Regions from separate parts of the Homo sapiens genome. Here region 2 is linked to region 1. A link is a contact called in ENCODE Hi-C data. All regions are on one chromosome and are shown on one strand. Each heading gives the region's core, a stretch centred on a gene start or an enhancer-like site at or near the end of the contact. The rest is flanking DNA. Distances are from core to core; before and after follow the strand shown. Region 1 holds the start of KRIT1 (KRIT1 ankyrin repeat containing). Region 2 overlaps CDK14 (cyclin dependent kinase 14).

What was found. Hi-C counts contacts between places; a loop is a spot of excess contacts on that map. Pooled maps may share reads with other maps.
Region 2: a map of OCI-LY7 shows a loop between it and region 1 (4-fold over the local background). The contact joins the enhancer-like site here to the promoter of KRIT1 in region 1. A Hi-C loop is called at or near these places in 1 of 168 maps with a recorded cell type or tissue (OCI-LY7), 1 of 37 single-sample maps with no recorded cell type and 2 of 50 pooled maps.

What each region holds. Positions count from the first base shown.
Region 1 is chr7:92,242,009-92,249,368 of GRCh38, reverse strand. It overlaps KRIT1 (KRIT1 ankyrin repeat containing), which reads left to right and starts at 3,455. Exons shown (of 19, transcript NM_194454.3): 1 at 3,455-3,579; 2 at 4,198-4,467; 3 at 5,220-5,367; 4 at 7,232-7,335. The coding sequence starts at 7,234. ANKIB1 (ankyrin repeat and IBR domain containing 1) reads right to left here and starts at 3,395. Exons shown (of 20, transcript NM_019004.2): 1 at 2,850-3,395. RefSeq lists a silencer at 2,960-3,349 and an enhancer at 3,280-3,574.
Region 2 is chr7:90,715,333-90,722,692 of GRCh38, reverse strand. All of the region lies in intron 2 of CDK14 (cyclin dependent kinase 14), which reads right to left. Among named protein-coding and RNA genes, the nearest start is that of CDK14, 120 kb to the right of the region's middle. Within about 2 kb of position 4,777, at least 3 of the 41 ENCODE cell types and tissues checked have a DNase peak (open chromatin) inside an H3K27ac peak, as active enhancers do.

The DNA of each region.
Region 1 (7,360 bases), core at 2,206-4,705:
AGCCAATAAAGGCAGGTGAATAGAAATCACAGTCAAATATCTAGACTGGTAACCTCAATGAGGAAAGGAACCTTGACTAATTTACCCTGGTAGTTCCAGAACCTAATAAAAGTGCTTGGCACACACAGTAGATGCTCAACAAAGGTTTACTGAAATGAAGTGGACATGAAAGTATCTGGAAGGCCAGGCGCAGTGGCTGACACCCATAATCCCAACATTTTGGGAGGCCAAGGCAGGCGGATCACCTGAGTTCAGGAGTTTGAGACCAGCCTGGCCAACGTGGCAAAACCTCGTCTCTACTAAAAATACAAAAATTAGCCGGGTGTGGTGGCGGGCACCTGTAGTCCCAGCTACTTGGGAGGCTGACGCAGGAGAATCGTTTGACCCCAGGAGGCGGAGGTTGTACTGAGCTAAGATCACACCACTGCACTCCAGCCTTGGCAAGAGAATGAGACTCCATCTCAAAAAAAAAAAAAAAAAGAAAGAAAAGAAAAAAGAAAAAAAGTATCTGGAAAAGAAAGAGGCAGTCTGAGGTTATCTGAAAAATAAACTGAGAATCCAAAAATTACCATTCCCCCTAAGGAAGTCACTTTGAAAAGTAAATTAAAAACCTAAACATTTTTAGATCAATGTATAAAAACTCCCACAGACTGGTCTCTTTAATAATGACTTAGTCCACTCCCAAATCCTTTTTGGCAAATGTGTCAAATATTTGAAGGAAATATTTTAAAACTTAATCTAAATAAATGTCATATGCATCCTCAATGGGGGAAAAATTACCCAAAGCACTGAGGAATCTTTTCCAACTTCATTTCAAGGACATTCAGATTAACTTAATTCATAGTTCTTCCATCTACTTATATATGAAAATGAGCTCGCACTTTTATCTACAAGCAAGTTGTAAATACACATATTTCACTTTCACAAGTTTGAGTGCATACCCCAGAAAAGAAAGAGGAAAGAAAACCCACTCTTTGAGAAGTGGGCAGTGCCACAGGAGTACAAAAGAGTGGCTAACAAAACTTCCCTCCCATGTTTCAGGAGTCACCTACCTGTTAGAGCCCTTGTTTACAGCACAGTTGGCACAGTTTCAGACTCCTTACATATTGAAAACTCAAAATTCTCGGTGTAGTGGTCAAGGGAACAGTGAAATAGGAAAATATAGTTCTATCTTCCCCATCCTACCCCAAGGAAAAGAGAATCAACAACATTTTTTCTAAGACTTCTCCAAGATAGCGCCCATCACCTCACTATAGCACCCTACTCTTATTCAGAAACTGAACAATTTTACAGAAAGCAAAAGCCACACCCTTAATAATACACTCAACTCTGCACAGTGCTTGGCTTCTGTGCTAAGTACATTTCCAGAGACAGAGTTGGAGCTACATCTCCTGAGCCTACTTCAAATTAAAATCTGTGAACAGTGAGAAGTTACAAATCAGATAATAGCCCAAAATCAACTGCTGAAAGGAGGTTGGGGGGAAAAGTCATTAAACACATCCATCTTTCTTAATGAAATGACAATGTTTTTCAGCAACACAAAACACCAAAGCTACCAGTCTACACTACACAGTAGTTTGCAGAATGACAACCTGCAGTACACAGTAAAATTATTCTTAAATTATCGTTTGCTTCCTATGGTGCTCTGAAAAGTAGCAAATGCATAAAGTCATATAAGAGCTATTGTCCAATCACTGACAGCATTAAAATTATTTTTAAATCTAATTTCTGGAAAGTTCTGCAGGAGCAGTTTGAAAAGCAAATCAAATTCTAATGAGAAAAAACGCCTAGTTCAAAAATCTGAAAATATACTTTGAAGACATTCACAGTTTAAGCAGCAGGAGGGTCATAGGCACCAAGGTGTGTAACATCTGTGAGTGGCTGATACAAAAAAAGATTTCTCTGGAATTAATGATTGAAAATAATTATCAAATACAATCTAATATGATCTTTAAACGTCTGTCTCAAAAGCAACAAAGCAAAAGCTTGTAACAAAGCAAAACCTTCCAATACACAGATTTTTACACCTTACACATACCCACATACTTCACAAATTAAGAACTAGATGAAAATTAGAACACTAAAATTTAAAGGTATCTAAAATACACTATTTGAAACAGCAGACTCTTATCTTTACATTTATCTGTCAGATCTACCAGTAAAGCTCTTCTGAAATGGTCATTCCAATACAAGATTGTTCGATATGCCATTCCGTGTGAATAGAGCTTGGGAGACTAATTCTCAAAATCTCCTCAGGAGATGCTTTATTACAGCTCTAGTTTCAATTTCCTGCGACTCAAACAGCTACGTACAGAAAAACAGCTCATACATACGGAGAAGAATAAGAATACAGGGGAGCGCTCCATTCTTTTGTTTTGGTGGCAGAAGCTGCAAAAATAAAGGTTCACTGGAGCCATCTGCACCTATCCCCACCCATCACAGCCCTGCAGAGCACTTTTACCCATCCGCTTCTCAAGACTCTCTCTAGCCCCCGAGGTCGGCAGAACCCGTGGCTTTCCACGTCTCAAAGGATGGGGGTGGGGGGGAGGCTGCGAGGAAGGACACAGATCCTTTGAGGACAGAGGGACAAGGAGATGCATCCAGATGGGGAGGATGGGACGCGTCACGGAGACCCGGAGGCTTGCAAATTCGCTGGGAGAAAAGCCCTGTAGGGCAGAGAATGCTGCCTGTTCAGGGATGGGGACAGACAGAACAACAATGCTCCAAAACAGGCGACAGACACACTCCTAGTAGATCCGGGAGGGTGTGAAGTAGGTAGCTCTGAACTCGGAGCCACAAATGGGTAGAGGCAGCCTCAAACACATCTGTACCGCGAAGCTGAGACTTACGGTTACTTCTCTCGCTGAGGGTAAGGGTCGGTGGACCCAGCAACTCCGCAGTTCCGCCTCCGCCGCCCCTGCCTCTACAGCCGAGCTGGTGACCTCAGGTACCCAGCCCGCCCCACCCACCCGGACGGTTGCCCCTTCCTCGCCGGCCCGGGTGCACCCGCCAGGCGGAGGCTGATGTGGCCGAGGGTGCGCACTGGCGGCCCGCGGGAAGCGCTGCGTGAGCCGAAGGCGCCCGCGGCGAGGCTCAGACTGGGTGGGCGCCCCCCATCCCTCTCCGGCCGCTGCGCCGCCTCACTCGGGGGAGGGGAAGAGGGGGCGGTGGCTCTTGCCTCCGCCTCGCGGTCAAGCCCGGCTCATGTTCCAGCCTTGCGCGCTCGCAGCCCCGGCCGCCCTCTTCCCCTCCCCCGCCTCCGGCTCCGGCTCCGGCTCAGCCGCTGGCACCCCCACCGCCACCACCCTAGTCTCCTAGTCGCCTGCCACCAGCCCCTGAGAGACTGCAGGTCCAGTGAAAAGGAGCAGGAACGGCAGCAGCCCGGCCGCCGACCCGGAAGCTCTTTCACCGCCAACCGCGAGGCTGCAAAGGGTGTGAACCCGGAAGCGATTTCATAGCCACGGTAACGGCGGGGTGGAAAGCTAAGGCCTTTGAAGACCTGGGACCCCGTAGTTTCGGGAGAGGGTGAGGGGTGAATGGTGCTGAGGTGCGAGGAGAGGGAAGGACAGTAAAGAGCAGGTGGGCAGGAGGGTCTCCGACTCCAGAGACCTGAGCTTTTGGGGCGCGGGTGGGAGCGCGGGGGAACCCTCAAGACGGCTTTCTTTTGGCGACTGAGGGTTTTTCTGCCACAGGAAGCTGGGCCGGGCTGCTGTGCCTGGGAGGAGGGAAGGAGGAATGAGAAAGCGGTGACGGTCCCTGCCCCCCCTCGCCAGGTGACTGTCCCACCCATTTAGTTGAATGTAGCGGCCAGAGAGGCACTCGCGGCAGCCCGTACGGGTGGGACCTCTCGGTGTCCTTCGGGAAACAGGAGGAGCAAGTTCGACTCCAGCGAGGGAAAACGGAGGTGGGAGACTGAACCATCTCCACATCTAGTTGCCCCAGGCAAGGAGTTTATTTTTCACATGTAGTTACAGAGAAACCATAGCCACTTTTTGGGTGGAAACTCTTTGAGCAAAGAGGCTTACGTTTTTCCCCAGTAGTGGACGTTGACGGGTGGTGGCGCAGGAAAAAACCTCCCAGGCAGAGTGATTACGTATTTTTGTCATTGCAGGGAAAGGGATTCACAGCTTGTCATTCTAACTCACTTCTCCCCCTGTAACTCACTTCTCGCCTCTACACTTTTCTCCACCTTTTAAGGTTTTTGGCTTTCATCGCTTTTTCTACATGTTTTTAGCCTCACCAGAAGTCTTTCATCTCGGTGGTCCAACTCAGGATCTCAGCCTCATTATTTTCTTACCCTTCTGGAGTGCATATGTGCCTTTACAGTTTCTGTTTGCAAACGCTGTCTAGCATACTAAGAGGATGTTAGCAAACCTGTTCCATGGACACTAAATGGCAGTTGTACATCTCCCCTCATCAGTCATAGTGACAACCAGAAATGCCCTCCATATTTTCCAGTGATCCCAGGTAGGTGCCACCCCCCTAATTAAGGACCACTTCCACTGCTTTATTTATAAGATCTTATTACTTAGGGAGCATATTATCATTTGTGCCTAACATTTTCCAGAATGGAGTGAGCCATATAACAAAATGCCACGTTTCCTGTACTTATTCACTTGAACCCTCATCTCAGACTCAGTCTAAACATATTGCAAACTCTAGTTATACCTTTCTTGTATTTTAGTTCAAGCTACTCATTTTCTATCAGTTTGTCTGTGTTTCTCCCTTAGCAGTTTTACCTTCCTATGTTAGTTACTTTTGTTATTTTCCTGTTAAGCCTTTGTTTCCTTCTTTCATGTCACTGGAAGAATGTAGATTTTAAGTAGTCAAGTACGAATAGTTCTTGAAAATGAATTTTAAGAATATTTTGGGGATATGGTAAAAAAGTATTTGGTTTAAGAAAACAAAATACTGTTACTGTCATAGTTATGTCTTTTTAAAATCACATTTGTTTACCTTTTAAAAGTTCAGGCTTCTGTGCAGTATTAATTAAATATTCTAGAGAAGTGATGAGTATTGACAAAGTACTTTGCTAGTAAATGTTTTCTTAACATGAGTTGACCAAGACAGGAATTGATTTGCTTTAAATTGTCTTTAGAAAAGTAAGAGTTACTTGATTTTTCTTTTAGGTCCTTAATAGATAAAATGGTTTCTGTAATTGTGCCCATATATCATACAGTGTATTCACAATACAATGTCTTTCTTTTTGGGGCTTGCAGTCTTCAATGCGTCTGTCTCATAATTTGTAAACGTTTATTATCTTGAAGTCATTGTTAATCTGTGGTGAAAAGTAATTGCTAAATAGAAATTCTGAGAAGAAAAAGGCCTCATCCTTTTCACATGATGTAGGAAGGTCTGTTGCATGAGGTGGGTTTTAAGAATGATTTTATACAAAAAATTGAACTGAAAAAAATTTCATGAAGTATATAATGATAAAGAATGATAACGTCCTCAAAACCTTTCACACAATGAAATGTCTCTATCCTAATGTGTCACTGTATTTTTTTCTAGTGAAATATCTGTAGGGTTTTTTTGGATCTAAATCAATGGAAAGTTTTAGAATTTAAAATAAATTTGAAAAGTATTTAAATTATTTTATTTAAAATTTTTGTACAATAATTTTAATGGTTGTTTTAATCTTAGGCTAAAGTTTATGTAAAATGCCAAAAGCTACTGTATTTTAAAAGAATTTCTTCTTAGGGTAATTTTACAATCATAAGGCACTTTTTAATTATTATTTAGGGAAGTGAATTAAAAGTTACAGAGTGACATTTTCAGTTGCAGTGGAAGAAACAGGATAAATTACTCTATCGCCTCTCAAATAACATTCAAAACCCTTTCTTGAAAATGGTCTATCTTGAGAGTTGCAGCAGTAGGGAACTCATTAAATATGAACAGGTAATTTTAATGCCTAATGGTTTTTAAAAAACTGAAGAAAGTTCATCTCAACATAGCTGGGAAAGAAACTCTTTAATGTTCTTTTAGAAATTTACTGACAAATAAATGGGGAGAAGCTTTTTCAAAAAAAGATAAAAAATAATCAGTACAGAAAGATGCACTTTAGTGTAGCCATGAAAGAAATTTATTCAATGAAGAAAACTATTATACAACTAAGATTGTGGTTGAAATTCAGTCACTTGTTGGAAATTGCGCAATGGAGACTTAAGATTTAGTGGGACAAAGTATATGCATAACACACACGCACACACACACACAGTGAATATATTTGGAATAAAAAATTTGGATTATTGACAGGTGTGGTGGCTCACGCCTGTAATCCGAGCACTTTGGGAGGCCGAGGCAGGTGGATCACTTGAGGTCAGGAGTTTGAGACCAGCCTGGCCAACATGGTAAAACTCCATCTCTACTAAAAGACACAAAAATTAGCCGAGCATGGTGGCACACGCCTGTTAATTCTGGCTACTCAGGAGGCTGAGGCAGGAGGGAGAATCGCCTGAACCCGGGAGGCGAGGGTTGCATTGAGGCGAGATTGTCACTGCACTCTAGCCTAAGTGACAGAGCGAGACTCTGTCTAAAACAAAACAAAACAAAAATTTGGATTATCAAGGAAATTGATAAGGGAAATGGAAAAGATTCTTAAATCACCTTCAGAAAGCTTTTATCAACTGACCAAATAGTTTTGGTTCTGTGATAAGCAACTCCAAAGAAAATTACATACTACGCTTTAGCTCATCCAAATGTCTGATATCAAAGTTATCCTTGCTGAAAGTTCTGGAGTAAATGTCAATGGATATAAAACATCTACCATTTCCAGCTTCCAAACTGTTAACAGTATAACTAACATTCACTTTTGTAATTTATGGAAAAAGTGTATATTATTCTGAATCACTATTTCAAGTCATTATTTACAAGTTATTTTATAATCATCATCACTTTTTTTTGGCCCCAAAGGCAGATTCTTACTATGCAGTTAACACCTATGAAAATGTATAACCCTATTTTAAAATGAAAAAAGAAATACAAAGGAAATCTTAAATTATCAGCTAAGGTTTTGAGTAGTTGAACAGTAAAGATGCAGTCAAAGTCATTCCTGGCTTGCCTTTTAGGCACTGTATATTCTAGGATAGAGAACATTTTATTTTTTTTTAATTTTTTCGACATGATTATGTGGAAATAAAAGTTTTCAATTTAAGATGCATTACTTTTTTTTATCTTGCCATCAAATGTGTCATTTAATCTTTCAAAGGATTTTTTTATTTGTTTTGTAAAGCAATGGGAAATCCAGAAAACATAGAAGATGCATATGTTGCTGTTATTCGTCCAAAGAATACTGCCAGTCTCAATTCTCGGGAATACAGAGCTAAGTCATATGAAGTAAGAACATTTAATAATAATTTAT
Region 2 (7,360 bases), core at 3,528-6,027, 1.5 Mb after region 1:
CCAACATCTCTAAAGTATTCTATCATTAAGACAGAAGAGGGCCGCCTTTCCCTAATTTTTGAGAAAAAAAAAATTTAACAAGGTTCTCAACTTAAAATATTTCCCATAAATATTCTTAAACATTTCACGTTTACCATTTTTGCTAACTACTAGCAAACTACAAAATAAAAGTAGAAAACAATCAACTTAGCTGGGCATGGTGATACACACCTGTAGTCCCAGCATTTGGGAAGCTGTGGCAGGTGGATCATTTGAGCTCAGGAGTTCGAGACCAACCTGGGCAACGTGGAAAAACCCTGTCTCTACAAAACAAATATAAAAATTAGGCGGGTGTGGTGGTGCACACCTGTAGTCCCACCTACTCAGGAGGCTGAGGTGGACAGATCTCTTGAGCCAGGGAGGGCAAAGCTGCAGTGAGCTGCAGAGTCTGTGCCACTATGCTCCATGTACTCCAGCCTGGGCAACATAGTGAGACCCTATCTCAAAAAGGGAAAAGGGAAAGGGGAAAGGGTGGGGGAAGGGAAAGAGAAAATGGAAAAGGGGGAAGAGGGGTAAGAGGGGAGAAGGGAGAAGAGGGGTAAGAGGGGAGAAAAGGGGAGGGTAGGAGAGCTCTTAGAATAAATTTAAGTATCCAGAGTGCATGAAGAGAAAAGCGAGCAGCCTGGGTCTTAGCAATGAAAGAGGGCTCTGGAGGACGCAGTATACACTGGCGCTACTCCCCTGCGTACAAGTCTTCAGTTGAATGCTTATATTAACTTGTCAGCAATCTGAATAAATGCTTCCCACCCCAAATAGAATCTTTCTGCCCACAGCAAAATGCTTATGGTCAGTGCAGTAAAAGGTCTTAGTAAAAGATAAAACCTCATATATTAAAAAAACTCAGAGACAGAAGTACGGAATGTCAAATTGGAAAAAATCACTGAGAACCCAAACCTCAAAAACACAGACTCTTCCAACCACCAAACAGTAGCCCTTTTATCCACTACTAACTTTCATGTGCACCCCTAGTGCCCAGATTTTGGCCTATGTTCCAGTTCTCCAGTAAGGAAAGGAAGAAATCTTTGGAAAGTAATAGATTCCAGTTCACAGTGCAGGAAGTGTGAAAGAGCCAGGAAACATCCAGCTGTTACCAGAAAACTGGCATCCTTTCAAAAATGTCAGGGATCGTGCTAGAAGGACAAAGGAATCTGCCTAAAGGAGCTCCCAACGATCAAACTGTGATTATTTATTCGAGCATCAAAAGGAAAAATAAAAGTATGGTTAAATAGAACAAGATGAGTTGCTGAAAGACCATGAGTTCATTATGATTTCAAAAGAGAAAAGTTACTATAAAGGCCAAATGGCAGCTATAATATAAAAGAAGTATGAATATAATACAATATGGTTGATTTTAAGATACAGAACTGTGAGTAAGCCAAGAAGTGCTAGAAAAAAAGTACCAAGGAACTGTATCAAGGACAGGAATGAATGATCAGGGCCTGTGGGGAGGGTCCAAGCAGCATGAGTGTAGAAAGAAAAGCAACACAGCATGTTCCAATGGCAGCAGACCAGGTGGGTGGATGTAATGCAACAGGCTAAAGGGCAGGTGATGTTGCCTAAGCAACGTATTACAAAGTACACATCTGGTGGAGATAAACAAGATTAAAAAGAAAACCTATGTGAACCAGTGTGGAAAGCATTTTTTTAAAGAAGTTAAATTTTAATAATACATATGAAATTTAACCCTTAAAAAGAAAACTCAGCTTAACTGCCAACCCGTGACTCAGATGTGAATCTCTGACTTGAAAAAAGCATCCAGGACCCCAACAGTCAATAACTCAGATCCTGTAACCGTGGCTGTTCTGAGAAGGAATTCTTTTACTTGTGGTCCTGTAAAGATTACAAAATCCCAAAAAGACACAAAAAATATTATTACTGAACTCCCTGGAAGAAATCTAAATAAGTAGATCTATAACCCTAGAAAGGTATAAAAAAGAATAGAGAAATAATAATAAGATTACATAAACCCACACTGTTAATAAGTATAGTAATATATTAATAATTTGCAATCATTACATTTACATATGTCTTCTTTGTTTAAAAGTATCTAGAATATGTCAAAATAATCAGTCACACTAAATTAGTATATGACATTAAGGGAATTTAATTAGGTCAGTAAACAATGCTTAAATAGAAACAAATTGGTTTTCAAAATTACATTTCTTAGCTACATACATTCTTAAAGATGTGGGCACTTGGCCAAATACAAAGGCCATGAGCTGTGAACATTCTGGATACAGGAGACCCTCAGACATTCTACGCACTGTCCGTCAGCTTCACTGTCCTTCACACATGCTTTCTTACCGCCCTCAGCCTGAAAACCTTCCTCCCACCAAGCCATGACTTGTCTCCAAAATTGCCTTTGCCTAGATGCACTTGTTGATTAAATCCCACCCACTCGGACCAATCCTTTATTAAGAATTCACTTCAGTGAATTTAGTCTGCTCCAATATTTTGCATACCTTAGACTGTAATTATTCTTTTTGTGATACTTTAATGTCAACAACCTGATTATCTCTTCCACAGGGCAAGGACTGTCTTATATTCATTTTATAGCCCCCTAAAGTACTTTTCCCTTCGAATCTCCTCTTGAAGAGTCCAGTAAAGATTTGTTCATTAACTCGTGGAAAATAAGGAACTTCCACAGGTTAAAAATGGTTTTCCCAAATCATGGGTCCAGAAGAAAATATCTTTGGCACCTCTGCCCAAGGCAAATTCCAGTAGACAGCTATGCTATCAGTATCGTGTGAAAACAAGACAGAAATTCTAATATCAATGAGAACTAAGAATAGTCTTCTCCATGACTGTACTTTTTCATACTACTTGTTCCATTTAGAAACTGAAGTAACAAAAATCACATAAGCAGGGATGTCTCCTGGTATTCGAAAACATATAAAAAGAAGAAATCATCACAAATACCAAAATAAACTTTTTTTTCCAGTAAATTCAATAGAAGCTAGAATTTCAAACTTGCTTTGAGATGCACCCACACATATGGATATTCATCTGAAGCGATTAATTTGGTCTACTCATTATTAACAGGAACTTGTTCATTTGCTGGCAAACTCAAACCTGAGTAAAAATTGTTAGAAATTCAAACAGTGTATGAGGCTCCAAAAGTCACAATTTGACCTACGATTCTAGCTTAGAGCTATGTAAAATCCAGACAACTGTCTACTGAACTCACAGCAGTGGATTTGAAAGAGCACAGCTTAATTCAGTTAAGGTTGGCATTCATTTCAAGTGAATTCATTCGGTCTGAAAATTGTCCCTTTGAATCACCCATTTTCTGGTGATCAGCATTTTACTGGGTTCAGAGTCTGATTTTCTCTACTACTTCACTCCACACTGTTAGTTGAAGGCAGACACTGGAAAAGAATTGGTTTAAAAGACTCCAGGTTAACCCACAGCAAATATGTATCATGCGTCAGGCTGTAGCTAGGTCATGCTCTTTTGATATTCATGAAAGGAATATCCATCACAGGTCCAATGCAAAACTATGAAATAAGCAAAAATCTTGACAACCTCTTTCATTTGTTTTTTTCCCTTTGTCCAATACCCCAGGAGGGCCTGATGGCTTTATCCTACTCAAAATCTGCTCCCAATATAAAAAAATCATCAGTCATTTATAAGTTTTTGAGCACTTAAATCGTAGTACTACCTCTCCCAGAATTATCTGAACTTTAAGCGTTACAGAACAACAAGTTTTCTCCCTTATAAAAGTAATTTCAGCTATTAAGGATAGATGTGCAAGAGTTTTGGGTAGAAGAGAGAGGTAGGAAGAATTAGAATCATTGCCACTAGAATCATAACCAATGATAACTGCCTTCATCTATAACTTAAATCTGTCAAATCTAAAAGTATGCTTTCCTCTCTTTGCTTGCTGTCTTCTCTATTTTCTCCCTAATAGTATGCGTGTGTATGTATGTGTGTATACACAGAGATGGCAGTAAGAGTGGCTACACAGAGCAAAGATATGTACACATATAGAAGGATATATGCAAGAATGTGTTTTTTACTTACAGCTTTGTTTTATGAGAACCAAGATCTTGCCTAAAGTCACCTTCAGAACATTATCTAATATACATGCAAACATACTGCCCATAGAAGTCAGAACTAAGTGCCTCAAGACAAGCCACTTAAATTCCCCAGATCTCAGTCTTCTCATCTGTAAAATGATACAGATCTGTTTTAGCTCTAATGTTCTACTATGAACTTTAGGCAGCAGTTTGCAGCTGGTAAATAATTTTAGATAGGTCAACTAGTAAAGTCTCACACATAAATTCACTTCTTTGTGCTTCCTTTGTGTTCCACTTTCCCTTAGAATTTTAGGATTTAGAAAGGACAAAGACAGGTACATACCATGTATACACTTCTCTTAATGTCTCCAGTCTTTTCAGATTTTCCTTAACTCTGACATCCTGGCACTGTTTCTCAGTGGTGGCATCCTGGGCATTTTGGCTGAAAATTATTTGGGTGCAGCATTTCCACAGCAGTACACGTTGTAGAGCATCTGGCAACCATGGTTCTGTGTACTAAATGCTAGTCCTGCCCTTATATCATTGTCACTGTCACAACCAAAAATGCCCTCACTACCAACTACATCATTTTTAGATTGTATTTTATAATTTGTTACTGAAATATATGTTATTATATATTCTTATATAAGCTACTGTAGAATTTGTTTTCAAGTGTTTGGTTTATTTTGGTGGGGTGGGGGGAGCTCCGTCTTTGCTGAGCACTGTTTCTCACGTGTTTGTATTTCCATGACCAGAGTGTAAACACCTTGAGCACACAAACCATATCTTCTATTTCTTTAGTGTTCCCAAAGCACAAAAGACCGGGCATGAAATAGTTCTGTTAATATTTACTCAATGATGGATTGTTTTACTAATTATAAGCTTTCCCCTTTAACTAAAAATAGGCCACTAAAAAAATTAGTCCTGAGAAACTACATTAAAAACAAGGTACCTTCTGAGTTGAGATATTTTCCAGTCATGAAAACACTTCACCAGATGTTTCCATTCATCAGAATTCAATGTCTAACATTGCGATTTAGTTTTAAAATGCTTATTTTTCTACTACATGGTTTCTTTGGCATCTGACCCAATTTCACTTAAATCCTGAATTCCTCAGCTAGTGGACACTGCTGAATGGAGGACTCTTGAGGACACCACATTCCTTTATGCTGCTTCAGTGACCTTTACGCTGCTTCAGTGACTGTAGTTTTGTTACATCCCTTACTGGACTTCAATGCTTGCCATCAATAGGCTTGATAACTGTTTTGCTAATTCTATTATGGAATATTAGGTAGTCTTTCCAGAAGCTTAAGCTTTGGTATATGTTGTTAAAATAATTTTATTTAGTCACTTTCTCTTCTGTGATAATTACACATTTCAGATGAGATACAGTTTTGTTTATAGGCTCATATAGGTAGATGCCTATACTTCCTGACTTCTATACTTCTTCATTTTGATGCCTATACTTCTTCATTTTGTCCAAATCATAATGATAAATTTAACGTAAGGTTTTAATGAGCACTCATAGCAAGGGTAGAATTACTAACAACCAGCCCTATTGTTAGTTGTCTGTATAAGTTTTTCAGAATGTAGTTAGCATTGTGACCAGAATTTCATCTGGAAAAGTTAACCCCTTGCTGCTTGCAGACTGGCAGCACGGGAATCACTGGGATCTCAGACCCACTGCAGTTCTACCAAGTCAGAATCTGAATTTTAACAAGATCCCTGGGTGATTTGTGTGCACCTTGAAATTTGAGACATGGTGCACTAAACCATGTAATGATATATTCTGCTGTTATGGTCCAATAAGAGATTGTGATTGTAGAGAGGGCAAATTTAGAGGGAAAATTTGTTTCAGTCTCTGTGTACAATGAGTGATAAAAATTTTACTACTCCTTCGGTAACATATTTTACTCAAACTTATCTCAAAAGTTCACGGTAGTTATCAGATAACTCAATATATTTTCAGCTCTGAAATAAAATGTGCAATAATATACATCCAATATGTTTATGAATTTAAACAACCATGGAATTGGAATGAGTGATGAGTAGAGAAGAAAGAATATACATGGGTTATAGCAGCATATATGACATTACTTCCTGCATAGAAATTTATAGATGTATGTGTCTCTAATATAGGAACATTGTTTTGCTGCTAGCCATCATATCTATAAAAACAATTACTACAAAATTATCCTAAGTAGAATTGAATTCAGAATCTTGCTTTGCTTACTACTTACTAGGGTTTATTTGGTAGCTTTGGAGGAAAAACTTAGAAGGAAGTCACCTCAGGATCTAGAAAAGAAATTTGAAAAGGAACTTAAATTTGTGAAGAGTACCATGTATCCTAAAACAGGTCCTCCTTTGGTGTGGGTGTGAGGGGAGTCTTTGGCCCAAATGGCATAACTGAACATTTCCCACTCCAGTTAAATCCTACTCTGATTATGTGAAAAGCCAGATGAGATGTCTTTCAGACACTGTTTCCACTAAAAACATTAAATATCCCAAAAAGGTCAACAAGAGAAAGAAGAAGGTATGTACATTTTCTGACTTCCAGTTGACATCCACAATTATATGCTGGTTAAAATGCCATCATGGAAAAAAGACAGAGTCAGGAGTGCAGAATTCATATCATACGACCAAATGGTACGTGTTAAGAGGTGAAATATTAAAATTGATATCTATATTCCCCCCACCCCTCAACAAAACATTTATAGCCAAAGGGCTCAGAAATGGGACACAAGAGATGAGAAGCTCCAAGCAGAGCAAGCGGGTGACTTTGTTTTGAGATTCTACAAAACACAGCGTTTTCCAATCTACAAAATTCCCATAGCTGCACTGGGGAAATGGAATACCTATTCTCTACAAAATAGAAAAATCAAGCTACACAGTGGCTCACACTGCATGGCTAATTAGTTTCTTCATCAAGACACTATTCCCTTAAAACTCTTACTCTAGAAAAAAAAAAAAAAAAAAAGGTCTATTCCTGCAAATAAAAACTTTTTCTCCCTCTCCCACAGGATTTACAGGTTTAAATATAGCTTTTCTTTTTTAGGTTTTGCCTTGGGTTCTACCTGAAAAGGGGAAAACAGAGTGTATTTCCAAAGGACTCCACAACATATAGCAGTATGAACTAAGCTGGCGAAGGGGACTGACTGTTAACTACTCTGATTTAAAAACTAAAAATGTCTACCATGTCAGAAGCACTAACCACTAATAAACACAAGAGGCTGATCTCAGATTCATAGACTTGAAATCAATAATATGGTCCAGGACGCTTTCTACCTATACACACATATGCT